Regions from separate parts of the Mus musculus genome. Here region 2 is linked to region 1. A link is a loop called in an ENCODE intact Hi-C map of the cell type or tissue named here. Cell type or tissue: left cerebral cortex. All regions are shown on one strand.

Evidence for each region. Peaks named below come from ENCODE experiments on the same cell type or tissue, not always from the same donor. Only the 100,000 strongest peaks of a DNase experiment are listed, where the experiment ranks them.
Region 2: a loop joins it to region 1, with 3 times the contacts of the local background. A loop is called at or near these places in 3 of 42 quality-filtered maps.

The regions. Positions count from the first base shown.
Region 1 is chrX:73,961,084-73,969,083 of GRCm38, reverse strand. Hcfc1 (host cell factor C1) reads left to right here and starts at 2,727. Exons shown (of 26, transcript NM_008224.4): 1 at 2,727-3,273. The coding sequence starts at 3,081. In left cerebral cortex, no CTCF peak of the experiment used is centred here; DNase peaks (open chromatin) are centred at 2,650, 3,554, 4,350, 4,637 and 4 more places; H3K4me3 peaks cover 3,752 bases; H3K27ac peaks cover 3,206 bases.
Region 2 is chrX:74,062,357-74,070,356 of GRCm38, reverse strand. The region is part of intron 2 of Mecp2 (methyl CpG binding protein 2); the gene reads left to right. Among named protein-coding and RNA genes, the nearest start is that of Mecp2, 19 kb to the left of the region's middle. In left cerebral cortex, a CTCF peak has its summit at 7,464 (motif pointing right); DNase peaks (open chromatin) are centred at 2,272 and 3,464.

The sequences.
Region 1 (8,000 bases):
TGACAATGTATCTTGCCTTCACTCCACCTCTATTTCTGTAGAAACTAGTTGTGTAGCAGGCATTTGCTCCAAATTTCAACCACTCTGTCCAGCTAACAACTTCCCAGCTAAGGAACATCTTCATAAAATACATGTTCTTTACACATGCCTTTTTCTTGTGGTTGTATAGATTTAAGCACCAGCCACTGTCACCTCCAAGCTGGAACAGAGGTAGCTTTTTGGCTTGCAGTATTTATGAGAACATTCTATTGTGCCCAGGACTGTCCATTGAGATTTTTCTGCAGATGTGAAGGCATAGAAAGGGACACTCCCAGATTTGGATAACCATAGCCACCTATAAGCCCCCAGCCCCCAGAGGAACTAATTGGTAGCTTCTGATTTTGAGAACAAAACATGCTGAATTCAGTTAAGCCCCTGGAAGACCAGCAGCTCAGATCCTTTATTTTACAGGAAAGTGTTTGGATTATAAAAGAGACTGGCCAAGGTCACCAGCTCTTAATGGTGCAACAATATAAACAGGGGCTCATCTCTGGCCTTTACTAAATGAATATTTGCAATTGGATAAACTAAAGCTGAGAATACTAAATAAACTTAATACATGAAAAGAAGATTATTACATATTGTTTACAGTATGATATGGTAATTTGCACATGATATTGATATCAAATTATAAGATCTACAGCAGGTTCAATACAGCAACATTAAAGTTATTCAGGCTGCCAGTAGAGCTTGTAATTTAATTTCTAGATCTGTACAAAGCAGCTACAGGACCTATAGTGATCTGTACATATCCTTTGATGACAAAGTCACAGGTGTTTCTGATACTCCTTGTTCTGCTTCCTACATTTTCAACTATAGGAAATGTCAAAATTCCACTAGTAGTTAAAATAAGGATGGAATAAAGAAAGGTTAGTGTGGAGAAATAATCTGCTTTTAGTGTGTGCTCTGGGACATCAGTTTAGGACCTCTGTGCTACAACCTGCCTATGACAGTGATGACAGTGCTGTGTCTAAATGGCCTCCTTGGAGACTTGGAACGTAGACATGAAGACGATAACGCTCCTTTTTCAAGGTTGTTGTGTGAGCTTACAATATTGGCGCGAAAAAAAACAGCGTTCACCATCCGGGGATTTTTACTTCTCTGCCTTTGCTGGGGAAAATTCAAATCTCAAAAAAGGGCGGACCCATAAAGATGTTGTACGCCTGCGCAAAGGTGGGGCGAGAAGCCCTGGGAAGAAGGCGGGGCGGGTGACGCGAGTGGCGCAGACTGCTCCCGCGCTGGCTTTGCTCCGGTGCCGGTAGCCTCCCAGGGCCGCTGGCTGCGGGTAGCCTGGTGCGCTGCAATTCAGAGCGCGTGGCCGAGTCCTTCGGGAGGCGCGGGCGGATGTGGAGACGCCTCGGGGTGTTGCTGGCGCTCCTGGGAGCGGGCAGCAGCTCCGCCCCTGTGAGCTCATGGCGTCACCTTCCGCTCTGGCCCCGCCTGCAGCTACCCGCTGTAGCTGGGTTCTAAGTGTCGCAGAGTGTTCGGAGCGGGAAAAGAGATGCTTCTCAGCAAAGGGTGCAATCGCAGTATTCTTTGCCACCCTTAACTACCATGTGTCATGCCGCCACTGCTAGTTAAAGGCCATTTCTCTGGTTTGTGTCCCATCAGCGACCTGGGAGACAGTTCCCAGGGGGCGTGGCCAAGCGACTGAACGGAGTTAGATTTTCATCCGGGCATCCCTAGATGCCGCGGCCATCTTTGTTTTGTGCTGAAACTCGCTATTGACGCCCGCAGACGACCGGGCGTGGGGAAGTGGCAAGATGGCGACTCCCAGAGTGGAGGCGTGGAAGAGCCCTGGTGGGGGGGAGTGCAGGGCGGGGCACTACTGCACCTGACCTGAACTCTACTGTCTCTAGCTTACTGCACAGAGCACCAACTCGCCCGCAAATAGACAACGCACTGGTTTTTAAAGAAGCTTTTAATTCTTTATGAGCTTTGGGTCCTTTAAGAGGCTTGAGACCAGAGTCAAAGACGTGCGAAGGCGGGGAGGAGGGGGAAAGGTGACGTCTTCTGACCCCGCCCCCTCGCCCGATAGCCGCCATGTTTAGTTGTTACTTCTTCACACAAGATGGCGGCTCCCAGGGAGGAGGCATGATCGCCCTGCCGTTACCGCTTCTTCTGCCGTACAATTGTCACTTCGGGTCTTAACTCCTGCTCTTTCGAGCGGCTCCTGTGGGAAGGAGTCTTAAGGAGGGAAGCGAGGATTGGACGCTGCCTTGCGTTTGGTTTGCTGTGGAAGAACTGTCCAGGAAGAAGAGGATAGGTGGGGTGGGGGGGGGAAGAGAAGCTAGTCTCAAGATGGCGGCTCCCAGGGCGGCCGCCACAGCCTGAATAGCAGAGGCGGACTCAAGGGAGAGGTGCAAAACCTCTCGAGCCATACGGGTCGGGGCTTCGAGCAGCAACTGAGAGTTGGAGCCCGTTCCGCCAGCCTCTGACACGCCTTTATTACTTAGGAACGTTGGGGTTCTGCGATCGGTGGTTGTACTAAGTGCTGGGTGGGGAAGCAGGACGGTTTCAAGATGGCGGCTTCCACAATTGTGGTCTGACTGTCGGCGAAGTTGAGACAACCGCGGCATTTGTGGCTCTTTTCCACCCGCCCCGGAAGCCAGCCAGTGCTGGGGACGGGGGGTGTGGGAACCGGGCCGGGGCTCCGCCATTTCCGGCGGGGGAGGGCTACGACTGAGGAAGGGAGGAGAGAGAGGCGGCTCAAGATGGCGGCTCCCAGAGCCTCCTGCTCGAGGTTCTAAGCGGGAACACCCAGGCAAATAGTTAGAGCGACGGCGCTCAGTGGCCTCCAGCTTCTCGGGAATAGGTGCTCTGCAGTTCTGAGAAGCTTTTAAGGATACGAGCTGAGTGAGAAGGGGGGGAAGAGCCAAAGGAAGGAGGATAGTTAAGATGGCGGCCTCCATGGAGTCGTCCACCGCTGTGTAAGGAGCCGCTTCTTCGTGAGAGCTGCCTTAGACGAAAGGGGGTGTGTGAAGAATTAAGGGTATCCTCCCATTCAGTGACCTCTTCCCACTGCATCCTTAACCGGAACTATGGCTTCGGCTGTGTCTCCCGCAAACTTGCCAGCGGTGCTTCTGCAGCCCCGCTGGAAACGGGTGGTGGGCTGGTCGGGTCCCGTGCCCCGACCCCGCCACGGCCACCGTGCAGTGGCTATCAAGGAGCTTATAGTGGTGTTTGGCGGCGGCAACGAGGGGATAGTGGACGAACTACACGTGTACAACACTGGTAAGTGCTACCGCCCTGGGTTTCTCAAAGTCTTCCCTCCATCTCTCTCCTAACCCTTCTTTTCCCTATCTTCTCTTTTCCTATCTCACTCCCCTGATGTGTTTTCCTTCTCTCTTTGCACTTATTGCCATCTTTGCTTTCTCCCTGATTTTTCAACCCCCGTTCTTACACCCCCGTACTCTTCTGTGTTTAAAGGTTGCATTTCGGTACTTAGAGAAACCCTCTACTCCGACTGGTGAGGGGGAGGGGATGTCGCGGGCGACAGTGACTTCAGACGTACACCGTTACCCAGTGGGCTGGGGCTGGCGCGGCAGCGGATGTGTTCTCTTGGCGCAGGCGGAATCCTCCCCCCTCCTGCGATAGTCCTCATCTCCAGCGCCCATGCTCGTTCGGGAGAAAAGATAATATTTAGATCACAGATCCGTTCTCTACACCCAGAAAAAAAGAGGGAAGCATTCTTTAAGGTGCAGGCTTTTAACAGACTAATGAGACCCTCGTGGCAAATACGAATGGCATGATGACTATACTGCCCCCCCCTACACACACATGGGGGTATTGTACCAGTTGTGAATTTTTGTAGTTTTTTTTTCCTTCAAATTATTTCTTTTCCTAATCTGGTGCCTTAACAATTGAGTTCCCCCACCCCGCCCCCCATAGCAGACTGGAGGGCTCAGTGTGTCTTTTGTGTGTGTGTGTGTGTGTGTGTGTGTGTGTGTGTGTGTGAGAGAGAGAGAGAGAGAGAGAGAGAGAGAGAGAGAGAGAGAGATTGAAGGGGTTAACTAGTGCCTCCTTCCCCAAACCCAAGCCCTTGCAAATTGGGAGGAGCCTATCTGCAGGTATAGCTGATCTAAAGCCTGGCCTCTGTCCCCTCCCTTATGGGAGCCACATGTTGTTCCTTGCTTGCTTCCCTTGCTCTGTCTTTAGGGCAGAAAGCTTTGAGTCCTTCTCTGGTAGCCTCTTGGCACTTTCTGCACATGTAGTACGGGGGATTGGCCTGAGTCGCCGGTTGACTGCCCAAGAGCCTTCAGGACCTTTTCCTTGCCCTAAGGGAAAAGAAGTGCTGGGGCTTGCCAAAGCTGAAAGTATGTGCCAGTTGTGTCCAGGTGAGAGCCAGCCCCCTTGCCTCTGGTAGACTAGAAGCTTCCCTCTGCTGCAGTAGGTGCAGCCTGCAGTGCTTCCTCCCTTGCCAGCTCCTTAGCCTCTTCCGTGCACCCTCATCCTTTCTGGGCCCCTGCGGTCCCAGGCACCTCCTCTTCATTTGAGGGCAGGACCAAGTGTGAAGCAATTGACCCCACCCTCCATCTCACACACTCCACACTGAGGAGGCAGAAAGTAGGCAGGAGATCGTGGTCTGGGGTAGTTCATGGAACAAGAATTGGAGCCAGACTCTCCTGGCAGCTTCTCAGCACCTCCCCTGCCAGGCTGAGTATACAGGCCTGCCTCTGCACCTCTGAACTATTCCCCCTCCCAAGTTGACTCTGAAAGACTGGTGGGTTCAACCCTCTTGAGTTCCTTGTCTCTCCACACCTGTTGCCTGCAGGGAGCTGGGCTTTTCTCAGGGCCTCTGCAGAAAGGGGGGTGGGAAGGTTGGTGATGCTTATGTCAGCCCAGGCAGCTGTGGTGGCAGAAATTAGCCCAGTAAGGTAAGGCTAAGGGCAGGGGTACAACTTGTGTAGTAGTAGAGCTGTTTTTAGAGATGTCTTCCACAGGAGCAGCAGCAACACCTTCTCCATTTCCTGGACCACCTTTCTTCTACTAAGGCCCGGAGCAGACTTTCTGGCAGGGAAATACAATTTTAGAAAGTAGGGCAGGGGCCTAATTACAGTCAGCTCCAAAGTCCATTGCAGGCCTATGTCTTAGCTTCCTGGGACCTCTACATATTCATTAGTTTACTGAAAACAATTGACCACTTTGGTGTTAATTTGTTACCATTTTGCAGAGGTTGGATGTTAGAAGGTAACCAGGTTTCTAAAAAGTCAAGTTCCCTTACAACAAAGGCCTAGAATCCTCCAAAACAAAGTTTTCAAATTGTTCTGATCAAGTTTTAGGTGGCTTGAGAGAGCAACTAGCAGACCCTGCTATACCCTCTTCTTCACCTTAATAGGTGTACCCCTTGTGTTGATGGTGACAGGGTCTCGTGTATTTGGCAGGCTCAGAGTTCTAACAGTTCTTGTGCTATTCTGGCTGCCCATCCTTCATTACAACTGCCTCTTTTGCTTACCTTCGTTTTGTTTTCAAAGAGGCCTAAGTTCATAATCTGTTCATGCCTCTGCCTATAGCCCTTTGCTTTTGTGGGATCAGTACTTACCCCTTTAAAGAGTATGCTCTTCTAGAAACTCCTCTTTTCCTCTTTGAAAGAGGAAAGAGATTCAGGGTGTGTGTGCACTTGGCTGTATTGGTCAGCTCTTCAGTTTGCAAGGGGTGGAGTATAATTCACCCAGGGGTTACCCAATGGAATTACTGGGTTTGTGTGTGCTAGAGAGTGCATGCATACATGACTTTGCCCCTTTAGAGGCAGTCACCATGGGGGCTGAGAGACCCTTCACTGGCTTTTGGTAGGTCTTGGGGTTGCAACTGCCTGTGAAGGAATTTTATTTCCATGAGGCAATTCAGATTACTCAAGAGGCCTCAAGCTCGAGGATCCATACAGGCTGAGGTGAAATGTGCTGTGTTGAAGCTGGGTGTGTATGGTCCCTCTTCCAGGCTGTTTTTGCCTTGGTGGATATTGGAAGTAACCACCCCCACCCCCCAGGGTTGGGTGTGGATCAGAGCCTTGAGCAAGTTCTGTACCACTGAGCCACATCTCCAATCCCTCCATAGACTGGAGGGGGGGGGCGGTTTACAAAATATCTAATGGGACTTCCTACTTATAAGGAAATTGGAGTCTAAGAGGGGAAGTGACAAGTCCAAACTAGGACACTGCACTGGCTACTAGTAGAAGTGGGCCAGAGTGTGAACCTTAATAGACTTAGAAACACATCCATTTACCTCTGTCCATATACCTAAATTTTATTAATTCAAATGGGTATCACATCTGTTCCCCTGTCTATTTCAGGCCCTCCTTAACAGGCTCACTTCCTTATTGGTTAGTTTTGCTGATTAGGAAATAGCCTACTTACTCTTCAAAGCTCTGTCTTAAATGTTTTCTACTCAGAGAAACCTCCTTCAGTTATGTCCTTTGTCACCCTTGCTCTGCTCCCAAGGGTTGGGCATGGTTCCAGGCTCTTTCAGCTTTTCTTCCTATCAGTGGAGAGGTTCACAGCCTACCTACCAGATGGGAAATAGGAGGTCTGGGCCTTCTTTGTGCCTTCCAGCATGGGGCCTGCCTCATCGGAAATGATTTTGGTATAACCAATCACACTGAAAGGAAAATAATTTCTTGAACTGCACCGTGTTCTTTGCTTCATGGGTGTTATCAGTCTATATGGTGATGGGGAGACAAGCTACAAATGACGTTGGACTGAAGAAAGGGAAGGTAAAAAAGTATCTTGAGCTGGAGCCTGAAGACAGGTGGACTCCTTTCCTCAAATTCCCCTCTTCTGATGAGGGTCAGGCTAGAGGGCCAGGGACATGCCTAGGTATATCAACAATGAGGGACCCAAGGATTGGGTTACATGATACCCCACTGGGTGTTTGAGGGCAAGGGAGAGCAGCTGTTAGATTTACAAGGTAGACAGAGAAATTCACATACTTCCACACTTGTAGGGCGTAAAATGGGGATTTGTAGGTGAGATGAGATGGTATGTTATCTCCATACCAAGAGTTTTACTCCCTAACAGACTCTTGATGGAAGTTGGGAAGGGCTGCTTCTGCCTTACCAGAAGAAGAGACATTCTAGAGCCAGATTAGGTCCTCTTAGGTCTCAATAGGAGAAGCTGCTAATCTGGGAGGCTCAAGAACATCATAGTTAACTTCTGGCCTGGTCGTTTGGGTCAGAGGATCAGCATGATAGGAAAGCTGTGGGCAAGCTAATCCCATTTGCCATTTAACTTTTACTCAAGACTCCCTACCTGTTGCTTTAACACAAGGGTTTTTAGCTGAGTGAGGGACTGCCCATATATGTGACAGATAATGAATCAGTGGATTTTATTCTGAATTCAGGTGAGTTTCCCTTCGTGTGTGTGTGTGTGTGTGTGTGTGTGTGTGTGTGTGTGTGTGTGTGTTTTGAAACAGGGTCTTTTATAACCCAGGCTCACCTTCAACTCCTGATCTTCCTGCTTCCACCTTTCAAGGCCTAGGATTACAGGTAACTGGGGACTGGATTGAGGCTGCCTCAGAGGTTTCCTGTTAGCTTTTCTTTTGTAATTTGGATGAAACTCCTTCCATGGATTATTTACTTGTGCAAAGTTGATTTACCTCAGTATTGGAAGCTCCTACATTTCTTGATTCATGTTTACACTAGGAGTAAGGACATAGGTCAAGAGCCAACGTTTGGATGTGTGGGCACATGCGTGCATGCATGTCCACAAGCAGTACAAGCTGCATCACTCCAGCAGAAAAATGGCAGAGAGGATGGGGACTATAGTATTGTCTTTAGTGACTCAGCTAAACCACTGAGGAGTCTTAAGAGCTAGCTGGTTGTTCCAGGTGCACCTGGGGAGACCCTCCTCCCTAAAGCAAGGCAGGGCACAGTTGTTGCCTATATGGCCTTAGAGTTGAGAAACAGGATTTTACAAATGGTGTCTGAGGAGAGAACTTTGTCCTCGAATGCATCTAAATAAAGGGAG
Region 2 (8,000 bases), 100 kb before region 1:
TTTAGATGGTGTGTTTATTATCCCATGCAGCAATAAACTTTTAAAAAATTATGTCGGGTTTGGTCAGTACTTGGGACCCCATCATAAATAAATAATTAAATGACCAGTCACTTTGAAAAATACCTCAAGAAAACTTTAGAATCACTGGGTAAAGTGCTTCATTCATATATATATATATATATATATATATATATATATATATATATATATATATATATATATACACACATACATACATACACACACACACACACACACATACATACATACATACATACATACATATACACACATGAGAATCTGAGTTCTGATCGCCAACAAACAGATATGGCAGAGATGAAAGCAATAGGATCCCAGGGGCCCTCTGACTAGCTAGTCTAGTCAGTCTGTGAGGTTCAAGTTTGGTGAGAGACACTTTCTCAAAATAAGGTGGAGGATACTGAATAGAACACTCAGTGGTTAAGAGTGCTTTCTACTCTTGCAGAGGGCTTGGTTCAGTTCCCAGCATCTATAGCAGCTCACAACCAACTGTGGCTCTAGAACCAAGATATCTGTCACCTTCTTCTGGCCTCCTTGGCCACCTGCATATTCATGATACATGTACATACAGACATGCACATAAAATAGTCCCTTAAAATAATAAAAAAATAAGCTGGGACGCAATAGAGGAAGACACTACCTGCTAACCTCTCACTTCTGTATGGCATGGGTATACACATAAATAAGTAAAACTTGTAAAATAAGTTATCAATGGGCCAGAAAGATGGTTTAGCAGTTACAAGAGCACCCATATCTCTTATTAGAGGACCCAAGTTTGAACCCCAGAACCCATGTTAGGTAGCTCACAACAACTTGTAACTCTAGCTCCAGAGAGATCCAACATCTCTAGCGTCCATGAGTGTTTTCACTCTATACCACTTAAAAATAAATCTTTTTTTAAAACTTAAGGTATCTGTTGTGGTTTGGTCTGTTATTGTATATTGTAATGCTAAATGTGGGCTCCCAAGACCTGGTTGTCCCAGAGATAAGAGACCCAAGTGATGCTATGTGACCTTGCCCCCAAGTTATTTCTGATTTGTGAATAGAGATGCCTATAGCCTATAGCTGGGCAGAATTGAGATAGACAGGGCTTGGTGTTCCTGGCCTTGTGGGTCAGAGCAGACCACAAGGAGAGAGAGAAGAAGGTGGAGAGAGGAGAAAGACACCATGAGTTAGGAGTCAAGAAAGCATACCCATGAGAGTTGGCCAATTGGAGTTAAGAACAGCACAGATGAAACATAGTAAACATAATAACTCAGAGTTATCTATAGGAAAATAAATTCTAACAACATAGAGGGTAGACAGCTGCCCAACTCTAGTGCAGATTAAAACTTATTGTAAATCATAAAAGTTATGTGTCTTTTATCTGGGAACTAAATGATCAAAGGCAGGATAGAAGCCCTAGATTGATATTAGATATTTCTACAATTGGTATTAGTACCCAACTAAGCAGTTATATAGGGAAAAGCACAGGTATACGAAAAAGACAAAGGAACTGGAGAGATGGCTCAGCAGTTAAATAGCACATACTACTCTTGCAGAGTGCCTGGGTATGGTTCCCAGCATCCATGTTAGGTGGGTCACCAACTACCTTTAAATCAATCTCCAGAGGGCTCCAAATGCTTTCTTCTTTCTTCTATGGATACTCATACTCACATGTGTGTATTAATTACTTCTATCCCCTACTTCATAATTATAATTTAAAAATAAATATTTTTTGGTTTTTATTTTTACAAAATGAAATTTAAAGCTTCATCTTTTTATTTTGAGATAGTGCCTCACTGTGTTGAAGTAGAAACTTAAGGTTTCTTTGGAAAGTCAGTTGTTTTGGATGATGTTTTACTGGGGCAATCACATGAAGGAACATTTTGTTGAAATGGACGCAGAAGAAAGGATGTTTTGCTAAAGCAAGCACATGAAAGGACATGTGATGAAGGATTCTTTGCAAACGACACACATGTATTGGTCCACCTTACGTTACACAGTTGAGCTGCATTTGTTGGAACTCCATAGAGAGAACCGCACCAAAACCTTCTGATGATGTGCTACAGTGTCTTGCTACTTCCACAGACTCAGAATGATTGGCAGAGTGGTGTCAGCCGAGACAGATGCATGTGCTGAGGCAAGACATGTGAAGGATACGTGATGTGTGGAGGGTATAAATAGGACTCTACGGACAGTGATGGAGCCCGAGCTTGGCTTGCTTACAGACAGAGCTACTTGTGCCACACTTGTTGGTCTCACATCTTCGCTGAGAGGCACAGCTGAGAACTTCTCCTGGCGTCCCTCCAGGTCCCTCCTGCTGACTTATGCCAAGGCTGAGGCCGGGCTTTCTCTGCTAGGTGAATCGTTTTTGCTATCCTGCGTTGTGTACAAGTACATTTACCTGCTGAGCCACCTCAGCAATCCAAAAATCTGTTTTGAGTACTTAATGCCACATCAATGACTTAATATTTAATAGCCTAAAAGTTTATATTAATAGCCTATGCCATTGACATTTTAGGTGGATTTTTGTTGTTTTTCCTTTCTTTCTTTGAAACATCTCAATGTGTTGCACAGGCTGACCTCAAACTTGCAATCTTTCTGCCTCCGTCTCTTGAGTTCTGATCACAAGTGCTATTGGCATTTTAAACTTTCTTCTAGTTTTCCTTTTCCTTCCTGCATACATAACATTTTAGGGAGTGAGCTCATCTAACATGTAATCTGCCTTTTTTCCTTAACATACCTCTGCACAGCAGTAAAATAGATGGCGTGAACTCTTTCCACTAAAATAAAGAGAAGCTCAACTGCATTTCTTACTCTAAAAATAATAGTGTATTTGAACTTGTGGTCCTCCTGCCTCCAAAAATAAAAATAATATGCACTTGATAGAAAAGGTTTCATAAAATATAGAAAGAGGAAAAGTAGATATTGTCCATAAATTTGCCATAGATTGGTAGCTAACAGCTGAATAAGATTTTTATAGTACTATTTTTGGTCCCCACATATCATTTCAATGTCATTTTATAACTTGTCAAGACTGTGCCATCAGTAAGTGACATTTCTATTGTTTCTGCCTTTTCATTACTCTGAAATGATGATGTATCAGCAAGCCAGTGGAACCACCTCTACCTGTACCCAAACCTTCCGAAGTCTCAAATGTAATGAGTTCTTTAGATATACTTGAGTTGCCCATTAAACTTAAAGTCCTAAACATAATTCTTAACTTCCTCTTTAACCTTGTTCCATCTGCTCTTTACTCCATTTTAGGAAATAATACCAATATCTAACCAGTTAATCCAGATTCAAAGAGTCAGTCTTGATTCTGCTCTTTCTTTCACCATCTTTTAATAGCACTTCATATGAGTCAAGCTGCTTCTCATCATTTCCACTGCCAAGATCTCAGTCCAAGCCACGAATCGCCTCTCAGATGGATACAGCAGTTCTTTGGATGACATGTCAAACAGCATCCTCATTGACATCCTTATAAACCTAGGTCTCTTGGTTATACTGACACTTATTTTTTACATAATGAACTTTTTGCATATTCCATGCTGAAGCATATGCAGTACATTAAGTTACTATCATTCATTCATCTGACAATGGAGTGAAATGTCTATAGTGGCCCAAGCACTGATTTTAGGCAATAAGATTTTTATAGTACTATTTTATAGTACTATTTTATTTTATGGATAGGATCACCATGCTAGGTTTTTGTCTTTCTGAGTCTGGCTTATTTTAGGTCTCATATAAGTGACCTCCTTTTGTTTTTCCTTCCCTAGATTTTTAGAATATTCTCTTTATCCTCTGTGTTCTGAAATTTAAAGGGACTGTGTCTTTCATTTCATTGTTCTAGAGATTGCTCAGTCAGAATAGTTTTGTCTATTGTTGTCTTTTTAAAATCTTAACTTCTTGGGCCAGACAGATGGATGGCTTAGTAGTTGAGAGCACTTGTTGCTCTTGTAGAGGGCCCAGGTTCTATTCCCAGCACCCGCAGCTGTCTGTAACTCCAGTTCCAGGAAGATCTAATGTCCTCTGCTGTCCTCCATGAGCACTGAATACATGGGGCACAATTACTTGGAGGCAGGACAGTCCTGCACATAAAATAAAAAAAAAGAGATATATATTCTGTTCTTTTCTTTTTAATTTTGGAACCTTGGGTTGCTCCTGTATCAACTTTTCTGGAACTCTCTTTGTAGGCTTGGCTAGCCTGGAATTCAGAGATCTGCCTACCTCTTCCTCCCTGGGTGCTGGGATTTAAAGGTGTGTGCCACCACCACCTGACTTCTCAATATTTTTTTAATTTCCATTTATTGGAGTATGTACAATTTTTCTGTTGTAACCAACAAATAATCTACATGGTTTAAGCACCATACAAATATCTTTGTTTCTAACAGGTATTCACTTGATGACTTTAGCATTCATTCATAATTCTTACCTGAATCCATTATTTTACTATGTGCTGCAAAATTATGGTTTATCTAATTCTGTCATCTCCCAGTTGCCATCCCTCTGTAAAGAATTATCCGTAAGGAGGAACTATTTCTCCCCCAAAAGGTACAGATTTTTACTGGATTGATTACTAAATTTCAAAGTAGAATTAGTGATTATTAGTGACAACATATTTGTTGATACGTTTTTCATGTTGATGGACTCCTGAAGTTTTATTTATTAGAAATTTTAGAATTCAGCCAGTCTATGGTGACACATCTTTAATCCCAGCACACAAGAGGCAAAGGCAGGTGGATCTCTGAGTTTGAGTCCAGGCCAAAACTATACAGAGAACTTGTCTCAAAAAAAAAAATTAGGCCGGACGTGGTGGTGCATGCCTTTAATCCCAGCACTCGGGAGGCAGAGGCAGGCGGATTTCTGAGTTCGAGGCCAGCCTGGTCTACAGAGTGAGTTCCAGAACAGCCAGGGCTATACAGAGAAACCCTGTCTCAAAAAACCAAAAAAAAAAAAATAGAAATTTTAGAATTCAGCTACAGTCATTGTTTTGTCATCAAATCATTCTGAATTTGGACATTGAAGAAGCTCTTTATATTGATGCCTGTGCTCTCTTGTCACACTCTTATTAACTAGTCTTTGAGCAGTTCTCTTGTTTTCTAACACCAAATATTGCATCCCAACATGTGCTTTTTTGGTCCCAGAATTGACTGCAAGAATCGCTGGTTCATTATAGTGGTAAATGGTATTTAGATCCCCAAGTGTGTATGCCAGATGTGATTTATTTTTACTGGGTTAACAGCACATCTAGACCCTTTGGGTGAGCAAAGCTGGGAAAATTATTTAATTTTTTTAAAAAAATCATGATTGTATAACGAAATCAAAGAAGATATGACTGAATGTCACGTTGATAAGAGGTGGACTTGTGGTTGTCAACTTGACTACATCTGTGATTAAGCAGCTGGGCATAACTGTGAGAGATTTTTTTCAAAGACAGTTTTTAGCTTTCAGTAGTCTTTAACTTATGCCCATATTTTTTTTCTTCACTGAAAATGTTGATTTCTAACAATGCTAATATTCACACTTACTGGCTTTGTTTTGTAATATGTATAAAATAATTACAAGGGACAGAAGAGATGGCTCAGTGATGAAGAGTACTTACTGCTCTTGCAGAAGACCTAATTCTGTTCCTAGCATCCACAAGGTGGCTCACAACTATCTGTAACTCCAGTTTCAGTGGATCCAAATCCACCCCTGCCAGCTTCAAGTACTCATGTGATAGATGCATAGACAGACATGTAAAACATTCATATATAAAATAAAAATATAAAATTATAAAACTAATAGCAGTATTAACAAAAGTTGATGCATCAGGTTTTTTTTTTTTTCTGTTAGAAATCTTACTACCGATGTAAAGTCAGGATATATGCATAAAAATTACCTGCTATACCTGCCTGGCCTGTGGTGATACAGGCCTTTAATCCCAAAACTCGAGACACAGAGGCTGAAGGATCTCTGTGAATATGTGATTACCCTGGTCTATATAGTATGCTCCAGGACTACATAGTAAGACCCTGTTTTAAAACAAATCATGTGGAGTGTTTGCTTTTGTTAATGGCAGAGTAACTCGTTTGCTCTACTTTTCTTACAAAAACTCTGATACAACATACATACATACATACATACATACATACACACACACACACATACACACACACACACACACACACACACACACACACACACACACATATATATATATATATATATATATATTAGTATGTCTTAACAGACTGTGGTCCTGCTAGTTCAGCAATGGCTGTCTACCAACAGAAGGTCCAAGAATCCAGTAGTTGTTCAGTCCATGAGACTTGATGTCTCCACTGGTCATTAGTATATGCCAGAATCTCATAGAAGTAAGTTCTAATACCAGTGAAAGAATGGACTTGCCAGCCAGAGGGGGGACGAGCAGTCAAAGAGAGTAAGCTTCCTTCTTCCATGTTCTTTATATAAGCAGCCAGCAGAAGGTGTGGCCCAGAATAAAGGTGTATCTTTCCACCTCAAAGATATGGATTAATGGTGTCTCTTTCCACTTTAAATGATAAAATTATGAAAAAAAAAACACAGTTACGCCCAGCTGCTTAATCATAGATGTAGTCAAGTTGACAACCAAGAAGATCGACCACAAGTCCACCTGTCCACCTCTTATCAATGTGACATTCAGTCATGTCTCCTTAAGTCATGCTTAATTTCCAAATGAAAACAATAACCAGGTCATAATTCTAACATAACTATCCCTTCTGCAACCCCAAATGCATTATAAATTTTTGAATAGGTGGCAATGTCCCTTGAGAGATACTCTTTTAGTATCTCAAACTTAAGTATAACCACTAATATTCTCTTAATTGATGTTGCATTACATGATAAAGAAATAAAGGAAAGAAAATGCAAATATACAAAGACATTTTAACAAAATTTGACAGAAACACTAAGGTCAGTTATAATTCTAATTTCTGGAACTGTCATGTGGCCTTATATTTATAGCTTCCTTCCTCTACTACCCATTCTGTAGTTCCTGAACCCTTGTTAAGAACTCATCAGGTCTCTCTTCTTGGAGGTGTGACCCATACCTTCATTCTTGAAGGGTCTGTACCCTTTATCATCCTGCCTGCATTAGGTGTTATACTTTGCCATTGGCTTTAAACACGGGGCACTGTAGCTCCAAGAGATGCTCTCAAGGATCTTTAGCACTTGAGACAATCTTTATTAACTCCATTGTGGAGAAACAGTCCAATCCCTCTTGGTAACCAGTCACTCTTCCTAACACTGTTAGTCCTTTCTTAGCTATTAGTTTAAGGGCATCAGAAACCCAAAATGGCCAGAGGGAAGTTTGAACTTCTAGTTTAATGAACTATTTCTTACGTCTTTAGGCAGGAGCGCTCCTGACTCAGGAACCAAAACTTCTAGGTCAGCAGAACTTAATGTCATGGGAACAAGAAGCAAAAAATTTTTCTAGTAGGCCACTAGGGGGAATAGTGAGTGGAACTATTCCTTTTACCCACCCCTTCATTTCTGTACCTGTGGATCCTGGGTATGGGAGATACCATACCATATATTGGTTGCTGACTTCCGTGCTGCTGCCACTTAGTTGGCGCTGTGACTGCATCTTCAAAAGCCATGCCATCTTTCTATCAGACCAGCTGCTTTAGGATGGTGAGAAACATGGTAAGACCAGTAGATTCCATGATCATGGGCCCACTGTTGCACTTCTCTGGCTGTGAAATGAGTTCCTTGATCAGAAGCAATACTGTATGGGATACCATGAGGATAGATAAGGCATTCTGTAAGTCCACGGATGGTGGTTTTGTCATTACGTGTAAGAAAGGCAAATCCATGACCAGAATAAGAGTATCTACTCCAGTAAGAATAAAATATTGCCCTTTCCACGGAGGAAGTGGTCCAATGTAGTTAGCCTGCCACCAGGTTGCTGGCTGGTCACCCCAAGGAATGGTGCCATACCTGGGGCTCAGTGTTGG